Linked DNA regions of Mus musculus: region 1 is linked to region 2. The links are chromatin loops, found by intact Hi-C in ENCODE. Cell type or tissue: heart. All regions are shown on one strand. Each heading gives the region's core, and the rest is flanking DNA. Links, peaks and the distances in the headings are about the cores only. Region 1 has its middle 120 kb from the start of 2610037D02Rik. Region 2 has its middle 110 kb from the start of Gm41389.

Region 1 (6,650 bases), core at 2,205-4,704, 61 kb before region 2:
ACAGTCCCAGGGCCCATCAATACTGAGCCTGGGAACTCAGATCCTGGGTTTCCCTTCCTTTTTCTTCTCTCTTCACCTAATTGTTTACACAGTGATTTTGCACAAGTTTTATAGGAACTCCTTAACAAGGTACTAGGACTTTTATTTTTGTCAAGATCCTATCTGGTAATCCAGTCTCTTCCACTTCAAAGAATTGTTTTTTCATCGCAAAACAGAATTTATCTGGTGTTACGTTCTGAGAATCACTCACCCCAAGGTTCTTCTTTCGGGTTCCAGAGGTTATCTAGACACAGAGGGTGGGTCATCTCAGTTAAGGTGCTTTGGAAAGCAGAACCTCGGCAGATGTGCAGGTGACACATTAGAAAGTGATCCTGGGTGCAGTGTGGGGAAGGCAGTCTGGCAGGGCCCACCTGCGGTACCCACAGAAAACGTTCTAGACATTTCTCTGCCCAGGCTCTCCCTCTCCTGCTCTCCCAGGCTTGTGCTTCCTGCCCAAGCAAACAGGCTGTGTGGCATGGGAGCAGAAAGTGAGCTGGGATGAGTAGCACACAGTGGGGCAGCTTGCACATCCCTGTCCAGGGCAGGTGGCAGAGGTTAGCTGAAGACAAGTGCCTTAGGGTTTCTGTTGTTGTGAAGAGACACTATGACCATGGCAACTCTTATAAAGGGAAACATTTAAGTGGGGCTGACTTATAGCTCAGAGGTTTCGTCCATTGTGGTCATGGTGGGAATCATGATGGGATATGCAGGCAGACATGGTGCTGGAGAGGTAGCTGAGAGTTCTACATCCAGATCTGAAGACAGGAGGAAGAGAGAGTGACCCTAGGCCTGGCTTGAGCTTCTGAAACCTCAAAGCCCAGCCCCTGTGACATACTTCCCCAAACTAGGCCACACCCCTAATAATGCCACCCCCAATGGGCTCATGGGGGCCATTTCCATTCACTCCACCACAAGTGACTGGTGCAACGGGAGAAGCTGTTACAGGAAGGTTCTGTTTTTGTGAGTATGGACTGTCCTAATTATGAACCACAACATGCAATTGGTAGTTGGCAGTTTTTAACAACAGTAGTATCTAAAAGTTATTGCGTGTTATTCTAAAAGTTACTGAGTATTTTATGTGCACTTTAAAAAGATTCTGTAGTAAAGTACTTTAAAAAGATCTCCAGTTAATAAGATTGTGAGCATTATTGTTATTTATATAACTACCTGTACATGAAATTAATTTACAACTGGAATAATTTTGATTATTTTGTCATTATTATTAGCAGTAATTATATACACATATAATCAATTATATTATATGTTATTCATATATTTTTATATGTTTACATATAATTAATCACAATCAAAACAAAATTCAGCTTCTGCATTCAAGGATAAACCCAATATCCAAAGCTGATGTGTTTTATCATGTTGTGTGGGTGGTGGTACGGAAGAGAAGGTGGAATTATCTGAAGCAAGCAAGGTTCTGTTGAGAAACACAAAGTTTACTGTTATTATTATAAATGGACATGTTACATCTCAGCAGAGTTAAACATTTTACTCCAGGATAGCCCTATTTTCTCTTCCTTGTTTTTTCAAAACTTAAACTACAGGGCATGGTGGTGTACACATTTAAGCTCAGCACGAGGCCAATGCAGAGGCAGGGAGGCTGAGAGGCAGAGAGGCAGAGAGGCAGTGAGGCAGAGAGGCAGAGAGGCAGAGAGGCAGAGAGGCAGAGAGGCAGAGAGGCAGAGAGGCAGAGAGGCAGAGAGGCAGTGAGGCAGTGAGGCAGAGAGGCAGAGAGGCAGGGAGGCAGGGAGGCAGGGAGGCAGGGAGGCAGGCAGGCAGGCAGGCAGAGAGGCAGGCAGAGAGGCAGGCAGAGAGGCAGGCAGAGAGGCAGGGAGGCAGGGAGGCAGGGAGGCAGGGAGGCAGGGAGGCAGGGAGGCAGGGAGGCAGGGAGGCAGGGAGGCAGGGAGGCAGGGAGGCAGGGAGGCAGGGAGGCAGGGAGGCAGGGAGGCAGGGAGGCAGGGAGGCAGAGAGGCAGAGGGATCTCTACTGTTCGAGGCCAGTCTGGTCTACAGAGTTACAGGACAGCCAAGGCTACACAGAAAAACCCTGTCTCAAAAAAAAAAAAAAAAAAAAAAAAAAGAAAAGAAAGAAAACAAAACAATACATCATTATACAATATCTTTTATAATAAGATTATATAAATATGCTTAAAGGGATTGTGTTAGATCCAGTCATGTGACCAAGATTTCCACAAAGAAAAGGGTAGTTTAAGAGCCTTGGATCTCAGGGAGCATGCACTGAATACAGAGGCATGCAAGCAGGGTGGCCCTAGGAGGCCTGTGCTGTGGGGTGGGCTGAGGTCAGCCAGGCCTCTCTTAGCGTCCAGGCATGGTGGCTTTGAGCAACTAGGAGTTAGACAGGTTTCCTTGTAGGCAGACTGATAGGGAGAGGGACAATGGCCAGGTAATAAAGATGGTGGCTTCCCAGCTGGCCACCTAATTCCTAATACTCCTCAGACAAAGCTGATGGCTTAAAACTGTTTTTGTTTCTTTCTCCCACCCAACAAGTTCAAGTATGTGTTTATACAACAGATATGAGCCACTGCTTATCTTATAAGAGATGGCTCATCTGCAATCTTTCTTCAAGCTGACCAGCCCTAAGTTATGGGAAAAAAAAAAAAAAAAAAACCAAGCCAAAACAAACCCTTCAAAGACTTTTTGAGGTCCCAGCCCTCAGGGAGGCATCAGGCTTTGGCTTCCTAAGTTTCTGCCTCTGCTTTCTTTTGGGGGTGTGGGAGGCAGGGGTTGTCTTCATTTCTGTGTGCCTGCTGTATGCCTGTGTTTCCCCACCCCCAAGAAAAGCCTTTCTTCACTGGCTGATTCTGACTGCTATGCTCAGAGAATTTCACTGCCTTTTAATTCCTTAACAGGCAGGGAAAACAAACTGACCAGGACCCCTATAAGGTAACCGTCAGCCAGGGTGCACTTAAACTGCCAAATTGAACCACTCCATGGGTAGAAAGGTTTATTGGGGATCAAAGGGCCAAAGCTATTTCTCCGCGGCCGAGAAAAGATGGTGGGAAAACAAGCGGATTTCATGTGACAGACAGCCGGGTCTTTGAGCTGATACAAGCTATTTGACCTCAAATGAGATGATGCCCTTGCCTGAGGTAGTTGACCTCTGGGGGTGGATGATGGGAAATTCTTGGTAAACAGAATTATGAATTATGGCTGACCTCAGCCCACCCCACAGCACAGGCCTCCTAGAGCTTCTAAGGACCTGTGTCCCTGAGGAATCAGAGCCACCCTGCCTGCAAGACTCTTTATTCGGTGCATACTCCCTTATGTTACCCTTTTCTCTGTGGAAATCTTGCAGGCTAGGGCCACATGGGAAATGGTCATGTGATTGGATGGAACACAATCCGTTTAAGCAATATTATTTTAAGCACACATGCCTTTACGTTTCTGTTTACCAGGCCACAGTCCTTCTGTTTAGGACCTTTTTACCAGCACTGTTGCTTTGGTGGGCTGCTCTGGACAGAAAATTGTAGCCTTTTGTTGATGATAAAGGGTTGGGGTGATGATAGTCCTTGGGCTACTTCCTGCTGGTTGGGGGCTTGGTAAGAGAGGGGGTCTGGAATGCTGGTCCAACGGGAAATTCTGTCAGAGGCATCTGGTTTACTGGCCCTCAGGTTATCTCACTAATTCTGTCTCCCAAAAAACCTGGAGTCACTTCTTCAGACCCTCACAATCTTCGTCCTTTCCACTCTGGAAGCATCTATCCGTCTTAATCACAACTTACACTAATAATAATAATGATGCATAACAAATTTATAATTATTTTATAATTACATATTATAAACAATCATAATACTTTTATAATTAAAGTTTATAATTTTATATTTAAAACATTATAATCATTATAATTTTAATAAAAAATCTTTTTCGTTACAAGTTTTAAGTTAACTTTGCTGCTAGAAGCTTTAATGGGTTTGTTTGTTTGTTTGCTTTATTTCCCCCACACTCTAATGGCCTTACAAATCCTGGGGTAAAGTAAAATTTAGGCAAAAACTTCAAAGATAGTAAACAAAGCCAAGGAACAGGGGAGGGAATATTCAGAGAGTCAAACATCTGCCATTACATTCAGCCATTAGTAACCTCTATTGGAAATAGTTTTCCTTTTAGCTGTTCTTAAGTGTATTGCTTTTCCTCCTTCCCCTCCTCCCCCTCCCCCTCCTCCCTCTCCCCTTCCTCCCCCTCCCCCTCCTCCCCCTCCCCCTCCTCCCCCTCCTCCCCCTCCCTGGGTTGTTCTGTTTCCCCTTTTCCCTGTCATAGAATGAGGTGGCTACCTTGACTCAGGACAGAGGCTTTGGGGAAACTTTTAAATAAATATGCTTAGATCTAGAGTGGGAAGATAAACTCCTATGTCCAGAGCCAGGGTTTTCAGTAGGTAGAAGAACATGTGAAAATATTTTAACATTATCCATACACAAAAGTTATTTGAATCTCTGTAAGACCGAACGATCCCAGAGGTCAGAGGGAGGGGCTAGAGTTGAGTGGAGAGTGAAGAAGACTTAGAGATAAAGAGATTTTCAGGTCATTTGCTTGTGTGGTGCCCTAAATCGGCACAATCTGGGGGGATTTTCTGGCCATGGAGACTGATTATCTAGTGTGTACTGAGGTCGAGCCCTTTGTGGTAAGACTCAGTGAGTCTAAGGAGGGAAGGAGATCAGAGAAGGCAGGTGAGAGGAGTTGATGAGTTAATAAGAGCCCTGGCTAGTTCAGGCTCCAGCAAGTGAATGTGGGGGGAGGGGAGCGAGAGACAGAGAGAGACAGAGACAGAGAGACATACATACACATACACAGAGACAGAGAGAGACAGAGACAGAAACACACATAGATACAGAAAGACAGACACAGAGACAGACAGACAGACAGACACAGAGAGAGAGAGAGAGAGAGAGAGAGAGAGAGAGAGAGAGAGTGCGAGCGAACATGAGACCAGCAAGAGAACACAAGCTCCAAGAGCAAGCAGGAGACAGAACAGCTGAGAAAGAAGGCATCCTTTAAAAAGATGACAGTAGGGAATTTCCAGGAACAGAGAAAGGGGTAGGTGGGTCATAAATGGGAACCTCCAGTAACACAGGGACAGAGACCCAGGGAGGGAAGGGTTCCTGCTACATCCACAGGGTCTCAACCTGAGGATGTCCCCAAGGGAAAAAGAGACTCGTCCTAGAGAGCTTGTGGGTAGATGTCCCTCATCCACCGAGTGGAGCGTCCCAGAGGGCATAGTGAAGCCGCCTGAAGCACCTGTGTGACTCATGGAATAACTGGCAAGCCAGAGAGACAAAGCAGGCAACTCTGAGGACACATATCGGGGTAGTCAAGGAGTGGATGTGGGTAGCATAGATGGAAGAGAGAAATAGCCAAAGAGGCAGACTCTGAAATTCGGAGTCGGATATAATAGTGGATGGCAGAAGCCAGCTCAGACAGATGTTCCACACGCAGATGGGACAAACCATCAGTTCAGTTCAGTTAGGAGGGGAAGGGCCCTTTGGAGTGGGGGGGGTCCAGTGCTTCTCTCTCAGGGTTTGGTAAACTGCACCACTCCATGGGTAGAAAGGTCTACCGGGGATCAAAGCTTGTCACCAGCACTGCCTGCCGTTTTGCGGGGGTACTTTGGACTTAACAGGTGACAGCTCTTTTGAAGAGAGCATCCTCTGTGAACAACAGACTGCGGAACAGGAGGAGCATCTCAGGTTGGCTCCATGCTCACGAACGTTTGGGCAGAGCCAGGTAAATCTCACCTCCTGCTTTGCTAATCTGATGTGTTGTTCTCAAGGTGTCTGGATGACCGAGAGAGAGCACACTGCTGGTTTGTGAGCTGGAGGCAGGGGCTGTCTGTCCCTATCTCGGGCTCTGCAGGGAACAGTGGTGGGGCTATTGGCAAGTTGTTTCCTTTTTACAGGGCTCAGCCACTCCCACCCCCACCCTCATGGTAATGTACCAGAGCCAGGTCAGGTAAACACTAAACGCACATCCAACTGTACTTTCTGTGGTTCCCTGTGCAGGGGTCAAGGGTTTGCTTCTTCTTGTCTTGTTTGACAAGTAAACAGGGAAGGTCAAGACAAAGAAGTCCCAAGATGCCAATGAATTTTAAAGCCAAATTCAGGTATGTTTGATAACAGATGGTGTGAACACTTAAACATCTGCTATCAGAATTGTAGACAGGCGCTGTGCTGGGTATGGGAGAAGACAGGATATTTAGTTACTTCCTTTGAGTTACTGTTTCACTTGGGGAGTACAACCTCCTGGTGAAGGTTGTACAGGTTTGTTTTTGTGGACTTGTTACAAATTAGAGTCACCTGGGAGGAGGGAACCTTGCCTGAGGATCTTCCTTCATCAGATTGGCCTGTGGGCAAGTTTGTTGGGCATCTCCTTGATTGTTGATTGACACTAGGGTCCAGCCCACCGTGGGTGGTGCCATCCCCTGGGCTGATGGTCCTGGGTTCTATAAGAAAGCAGGATGAGCAAGCCGGTGAGCAATGTCCTTCCGTGGTTCCTGTGTCTGCTCTTGTCTGGGTTCCTGCCCTGACTTTCCTAACAGATGAGCTGTGATCATGACTTGTAAGTGGAGCGAACCCTTTTCCTCCCTGTTTC
Region 2 (6,650 bases), core at 1,872-4,371:
CCCCTGGCTTGCTCAGCTTGCATTATAGAACCCAGGACTACCAACCTAGGGATGGCACCACCCACAAGGGGCCCTCCTTCCCTTGATCCCTAATTGAGAAAATGCCTTACAGCTGGATCTCATGGAGGTGTTTCCTCAAAGGAGGCTCCTTTCTCTGTGATAACTCCAGCTTGTGTCAAGTTGACACACAAAGCCAGCCAGTACAGGGAGCACATTTGGGGAAGTAGTCAGTCTAGATTAGAGAGTTAGACGCGGGTGATGCCCCAGCAATTGCGCAGAGCCTAATACATAAATCATAGTTTGAGTCTCATTCATCTGAAGTTAGATAGGGATAAGCATAATTCATATTCTTTTACAGCACATATTTGTAATTATTTTGAATTCTCTATCTGGGATCTTATCTAATTCCCTATTGCTGGAAGCAGTTACTGTGGTATTAGCCACCTTTGGGGGGAATCCTGCTACTTTGAGTTCCCATACTTCTTGTGATTTGGTATTGAGGCTTGTGTATTTGATGTTAGGTCATCATTTAGATTTTTCTTTTCAGAGTCACCTCATTCTTTTAGTAGCGATCATAGTAATGTCGAAGAGGAAATAGATTGTAGAGGAGTCCTTTACTTCTTCTCATCTAGAGGATGTTAGGATCCATCCACAATACTTCCCACAAGAGTAGAATATTATCTCCAGAACCGATCACTGTCATTGTCACACTATGAAAATTAAGTAGTAAGCAAATAAAAACAATCACCCTTTAGAGAACCATCCCTTTAGGAAGTTTAGGACCACCAGCAGTACTGTCTGTGCCAGTACACTAGTCATGGAAACACAAATGGAACGTGAAAATTGGTTTATGATGAACAGAGTCGAGTAGATAAAGGAAAGCATAGAAGACAGGAAGCAAACAGAAGGTGGGACACCTGGGCTTAAGGGAGGAGTGCAAAGCGGGGAGGGGAAAAGGAATGCAGCAGCTGCTGGTGAGGTGGGTCCACGTACAAAGCCACTCACTGAAAAGCCTGATGACCTGGGTTCAGGCCCTGGAACCCACATGGTGGCAGGAGAAAATGTATTCCTGCAAGCCATCCTCTGACCTTCACATGTGCACCATGGCATACATATACACACACACACACACACACACACATACACACTCACACACAAACACTAAAATAAAGAAAATGCTAAGAAAAAGAAAAGCACAACCAAGTAACCTCAAATAGTTCCAGGTCTCGGGAGGCTGAGGACATAAAGACCTGGCAAACCAAGGTGGCCTACGTGTTGTGTGACAGACAGCGTGTCTGCTCACCCTAGATAGGGAACTGGTGACAGACCAATGTAAGGACGGTATGAAGTCCAGCTTGGTGAACTAATGAGTTCTATTGGGGTTATACACAGAAATGTGGGTGAGGGGTTACTTACAGGAACAGAAACGACTCAAAGACAGCTGCATCGCTGAACCTCCCCAACCCAGCATGAGTTCATGAAAGCTGGAAACTTGAAGTGCACTGTGCAGCCTTCAGGTAGCTCAACAGACTGGAGAGTATCTTTTCCGGGCAGCTGAGCTGATCTTCCAGGAAGCATGTCTGGTCTGAGTGTCTTCTAGGCAGTTTTGCTTATCCGAGAGAGTCTTTTCCCCAAGTCCCTTTTAGTTATATATACTTGTGGATGTGTGTGTGTGTGTGTGGCGGGGGGCTATTGTATCTGGTGCGTTTCAGGGACTTCCTGAAATTTTTGAGTTGTTTACTTCCTAAGTTTTAAGGAGCTTCCTTGAATGAGAGAACTTTCACTCCTCTTTAGAACATTGTCTTAATTATCTTCCCTGCAAGATGAAATATTTTATCCCAAGGCACTTGCTAGCCAACACTATGTGCTTTAGGTAAACCTATCCAAGGGGATGTGAGCAAGGAAAGATAATAAAAAAAAAAAGAGAGAGAGAGAATAAGACAGAACAGGTGTGGTAAACTGCCATTGAGTTCTCAATAAAGGAGAAATAAGTGTGAAGAAAAGAGTCTGTAGGCAGTCTGCCAGTTTGCTAGCTCCAAGCTGAAGTGTCCTCCTAGGTTCCCAGATGATGATCACACTTCTGGGAAGTCCTTTGCAAGGTAGAGGTACAGTTGCAATTCCCATCAGTGGGTGGCCCTCCACACACTGGTCATAGAGGCTAGTCAAACCTCTCAGTGGTCCTTCAGGGGTCTGACTGTCAATGTTGGCCCCCTCCTTGGGCAGTCCTTGCTGGTATCCTGCATGTGTTTGGAACCTGTTTCTGTATTCCCTGTAGATTATGGCTCTAACCAAGTTTATACCTTTATAAAGACTGTGTAGTTGAGATTCGTGATTTCTTCCCTGGAGTCTAGAGGAATTCTCTTGGCTCTGCTTATTCAAAGTTTCCCTAGAGCACACGAGTGTGGTTCTTAATGGGTCTGGGGTAACCATGTGGCTGGCTCAGCAGGAGGCTTCTTAATGATGCTCCAGGTTAGCGCACAGAGAAGTTTTTCCACCTCTGCTGTTTTCGCAGCTGAACACGCCTTATGTCTCTCCCTGTCTCTCTTTTCCCCTTAAATGCCCCTTGCTGAGAATGGCTTCCTGAGGCTCTCCATCTTAAGCATGGCTTTGGTTATTACCGTTCACTGGGTGATGGGGTAGCGAACCCTTCCCCTCCCGCCCCCCATACCTGCTAGTCTCTCTGGGATGGATGGGGATTTCCACCCCTCTGTTCTGTTTTGTAAAGTTTCTCATTTTACTTTGCTGTTAAACTAGATACTTTCAGACATTGCACACATACATCCCTCCTTGTGATAGGGCTTATCCAACTTTCTGCAGTTCACTCCCTGGAGATTTTAGCACAGTGTGCTTGTGTGTCTTCCACCATCTTCCTAAACTAATTAGTGTTTTCTTTTAAATATTATTAGCACAATTCCTCTCAATCATGCCACGGGGGGGTGGGGGGGAGGAATGAGAAGACAAAACAAATAAGCAAGCAAACAAGCAAACAACACGAAGAACAACACTGTCCTGATTGGTTCCTCTCCCATCTTTCTACAAATTTTCTGGGAGTTTGGTCTTTAAGAGATCACAGATCGTCATGGAACGCTCTGCTTTCACTCTGGATCAGCTGGGGATGCTTTGTGCATCTTCCGTGCTCTACAACGCATCCATTTCCCATCTTAGAGAAGAGACTGAGCCCTAGTGGCTGGGAATAGAAATGGAGTGACTTTTTCCAGAGACCAAAACTAAGGACGGAGCCTGCAAGGAGTTTGCTCGTTTACTCCGCTGCATCAAATGTTTGAGATTTTCGCTAGATAATTTGCCCATTTGTATTCTGATGACTTAAAACATGCAAATCTGACAACACGCCCAGGCATTTAAATTAATGTATTTGTTCTAAGAAACCAGAAGATCCAGGAATTAACAGCCACATTGGTCTAGAAATACCCAACCTGTTTTCGTGCAGTGGTAACATACTGGGTTGATCACAGAAACTGATATTCTCTAATGAAAACCTGAAGATCTGGATCAAGTTTTATACAAGAAGATTCTCAGCTTTAGTTTCACAATAACCTATTATGTAATTCTCCTGTAATTTTCAAGCAATATTTGAAAATCTATAAGGTAGTATGCATTTCAAAAACTCATTTAATGTATAATCAACAAATTTTTAAAAAGATTGATTTTAAGAGGATAGCAAATGGCCCTGATGCTCTCATCATGTCTAGCTTTCTGTCTATAAATACATATATTTATAAAAAATTCATTTTATCAAGTGAGAAGAGATTCTCTTTCCTTCCATCTCAGTCCTACATTTGAGCAATCACTGTTATTGGTAATTTAATGTGGGGGTGAGCAGAGGAGGGAGGGGGAGAGATAGAGATAGAGAGAGACAGACAGACAGACAGACAGACACTGGCTGAGGACATGTGGGAACAGAGAGAGAGAACTGGGTGGCAAGCAGTCCCTGTGCTGCCGTTAGCTGACAATGGAGGTAAGCCCTTGCTGGGTCCCTGGGAGCAGCCTAGTAGAATCATCTGTAAGCTAGTATTAGATACTTTCTGATTTAGTTTCCTATGCACAGAGAACTGTTTATTTTTGTTTACTTTTAGTCATTGTTATGGAGAGTTGGAAACTAAAATAATAGTAATGTAAGCGAGTATGAAACTGCTGCTGAGCTACAGCGGTAATGGAAACATAGTTTTACTCTCTTTTCCCCAGTTCACTTTCCTTCACACTCCACTGGAGAATTTGCAAGCTCATCTGCAACATAATATCTTTTCCCACTGCTGACATCACACAGGCATGAGGACTGTCTCAGAATTGGACATATTTTGCCACTGTGTTCTCCTTTTGCAAACTGGATTTATCTATTCTAATTCTGTTTCCTTTTCACATATGATAAAATAATTCCTCCTTACCGACAAAAGCCTTCCAATGTTATTGGGAATTGTGTAACGTCTGTGTGGTGGTTAATTTTCCATACAACTTGTCTGGGCCATGGGACTTTGAGTTCTCAGGCCTTTAAGCATAGGACAGAGTTGCATGCAGTCACTAGCTTCCTTGGGGCTCCTGCTGGCTGATAGCAGATCACAGCACTTGTCATCTGCCATTGTCACATGGCTCAACTGTCCCTTTATAAGTTGTAGCTTTAATTTTCTCAAATTGTATTTTTAATGATGGTTCTTAAACACTTTAACCTCCCTTGTAGCTCACTATCCACCAAAAGTAGTGGAAAAGAAAGGATTCAAAAGTGGACTTGTTTAGAAAGGGTTCTTTGGAGCAACTCCCGTCTGTGTTGTCTGGAAATCAGCAGTTCAGCTCACAGGTTAGCAGGCAGTGGTAGCTCAATCCATTCACAAACACTTCATGGATACACCAGCAGTCCAGTTCAGTAGAGTCAGGTTAGCAACAGTGGTGACATGACCAAGCAGAGACAGCCAGGCCTCAGCCTCAGCTTGAGTCAGCAGGAGGGACCAACAGGAACACTAGGAGAAGTTCTCAGCTGTGCTTCTCTCAGGAAAGATGAAGATCATGGAAGACATGAGACCCACAAGTGTTGCACAGCTAGCTCTATAAGAAAGCCTAGCTCCCTCTCTGTCACTATGCATTGAGTGTGTCCTCCACATGCCTTGCCTCAGCATGTGTCTTACCTCAACACATGCATCTATCTCAGCTGACATCCCTCAAGTCAATCAGCCCAAGTCCATGGAAGCGGCAAGAAACTGCAGCACACCACAAGAAGTTTTTTTGGAATGTTTCTCACTATGCCGTCCACAATGTAAGGCAGACCAATACATTCATATTGTTAGTAAAGAATCTTTCACCTGTCCTTTCACGTGTTTGCTTTAGCAGAACACTCTCTCTCCTGTGTCTGCTTCAGTGAAATACATTACTTCATGAGTCTGCCTTAGTCTTTCACCTGTGTCCACTTCAAGAAAACATTCACATGTTTGCTCTAGCAAAATACTATCCAACACAACTGACTCTCCAAAGAGCCCTTAAGTGTCCACCTCAATAAGTAATAGTATGTAAGTAATCTCTTAATATAGATTATATATTGCATATACTATGCATATATACTATGAAAATATACATATGTATATATATATCATATACTATGAATCACAAGATCACATATAAGGTGACAAATACATTACATATTTCACACATAATTTTAGAAAAATGTATTATTATCAATTGCCTTATATTTGGTCATAATGTGCAATAACATATACAATACTATATGACTATAGCTTTTATGCTAGTTTGTGAAGAAATATCATTTTTACTATGTCTTACAGTCATGGCTAATCTTTTTTAGTAACATACAGAGTAATGGGTTTCATCTTGGCATCATAATATAAAGGTGTCACGTTGCTTTCATGTCTTCCTCCACTGTCCTTTGACCCCCTTTCCAGCTGGTTCCCACTTCTACTTTTCCATTACATGTATCTCACAACGCTTCTATTTCCCTCCATCTTTAAGGACTCTTTCTCCTCCTCCAATGACCTTCTTTGTAGCTTGTTGGCCGATATACACAGACACACATAAATATACCCTTCATACAATTTAAATTGGGTTCTGCGTGTAAGAGAAAACATGGTGCTGATTTTTCTGAATCTGGCTTATTTTGCTTAACATATTGATTTCCAGTAGCATTCATTCTCAGTGGGTGACCTGATTTCGTTTTCTTTATGGCCACACTGAACTCCTCTTATGTCTGTACCATGATTACAGTAACAAATTTTTCTTTTGCATCTAGAACATATATGTGAATATTGCCTATTATTTATGCATCAGACTTTTCTGTTCAATTGTAAGTTTGAGAGAGATTAAGCCCAACATTGTCATCAGTTCATCAGCATCTCAGAACCTGATGTCTGATTAACGACAAGGGAAAAGAGGCTTCCCTCAACACCATTATCTCCAATTGTGCCCATGTCTCTGCACAGGACTCTGGTATCTGCATCCTTTGATGAAGCTTCTTAATTCTGTGCCTTCTCATTTACCAGTTCTTGGGATTGGTTCCTGTGCTCTGTGGTCCTATTTAGAACATCATTGCCTATGCCTTTATCTTCAAGTGTCTTTCCTGTGTTTTCCTTAATGTCTGCTCTTCAATACCAAACACTGTATGTTTTTCCATTTATATAAACCCTCTTTGGTTG

Evidence for each region. Hi-C counts contacts between places; a loop is a spot of excess contacts. Peaks named below come from ENCODE experiments on the same cell type or tissue, not always from the same donor. Only the 100,000 strongest peaks of a DNase experiment are listed, where the experiment ranks them.
Region 1: it touches region 2 in a loop (1.9-fold over the local background); 2 of 42 quality-filtered maps call a loop at or near these places.

What each region holds. Positions count from the first base shown.
Region 1 is chr15:96,079,311-96,085,960 of GRCm38, reverse strand. It overlaps the pseudogene D030018L15Rik. Among named protein-coding and RNA genes, the nearest start is that of 2610037D02Rik, 120 kb to the left of the region's middle. In heart, for the core only: no CTCF peak of the experiment used is centred there; no DNase peak of the experiment used is centred there; H3K27ac peaks cover 907 bases.
Region 2 is chr15:96,018,227-96,024,876 of GRCm38, reverse strand. No RefSeq gene overlaps it. Among named protein-coding and RNA genes, the nearest start is that of Gm41389, 110 kb to the right of the region's middle. In heart, for the core only: a CTCF peak has its summit at 3,189; no DNase peak of the experiment used is centred there.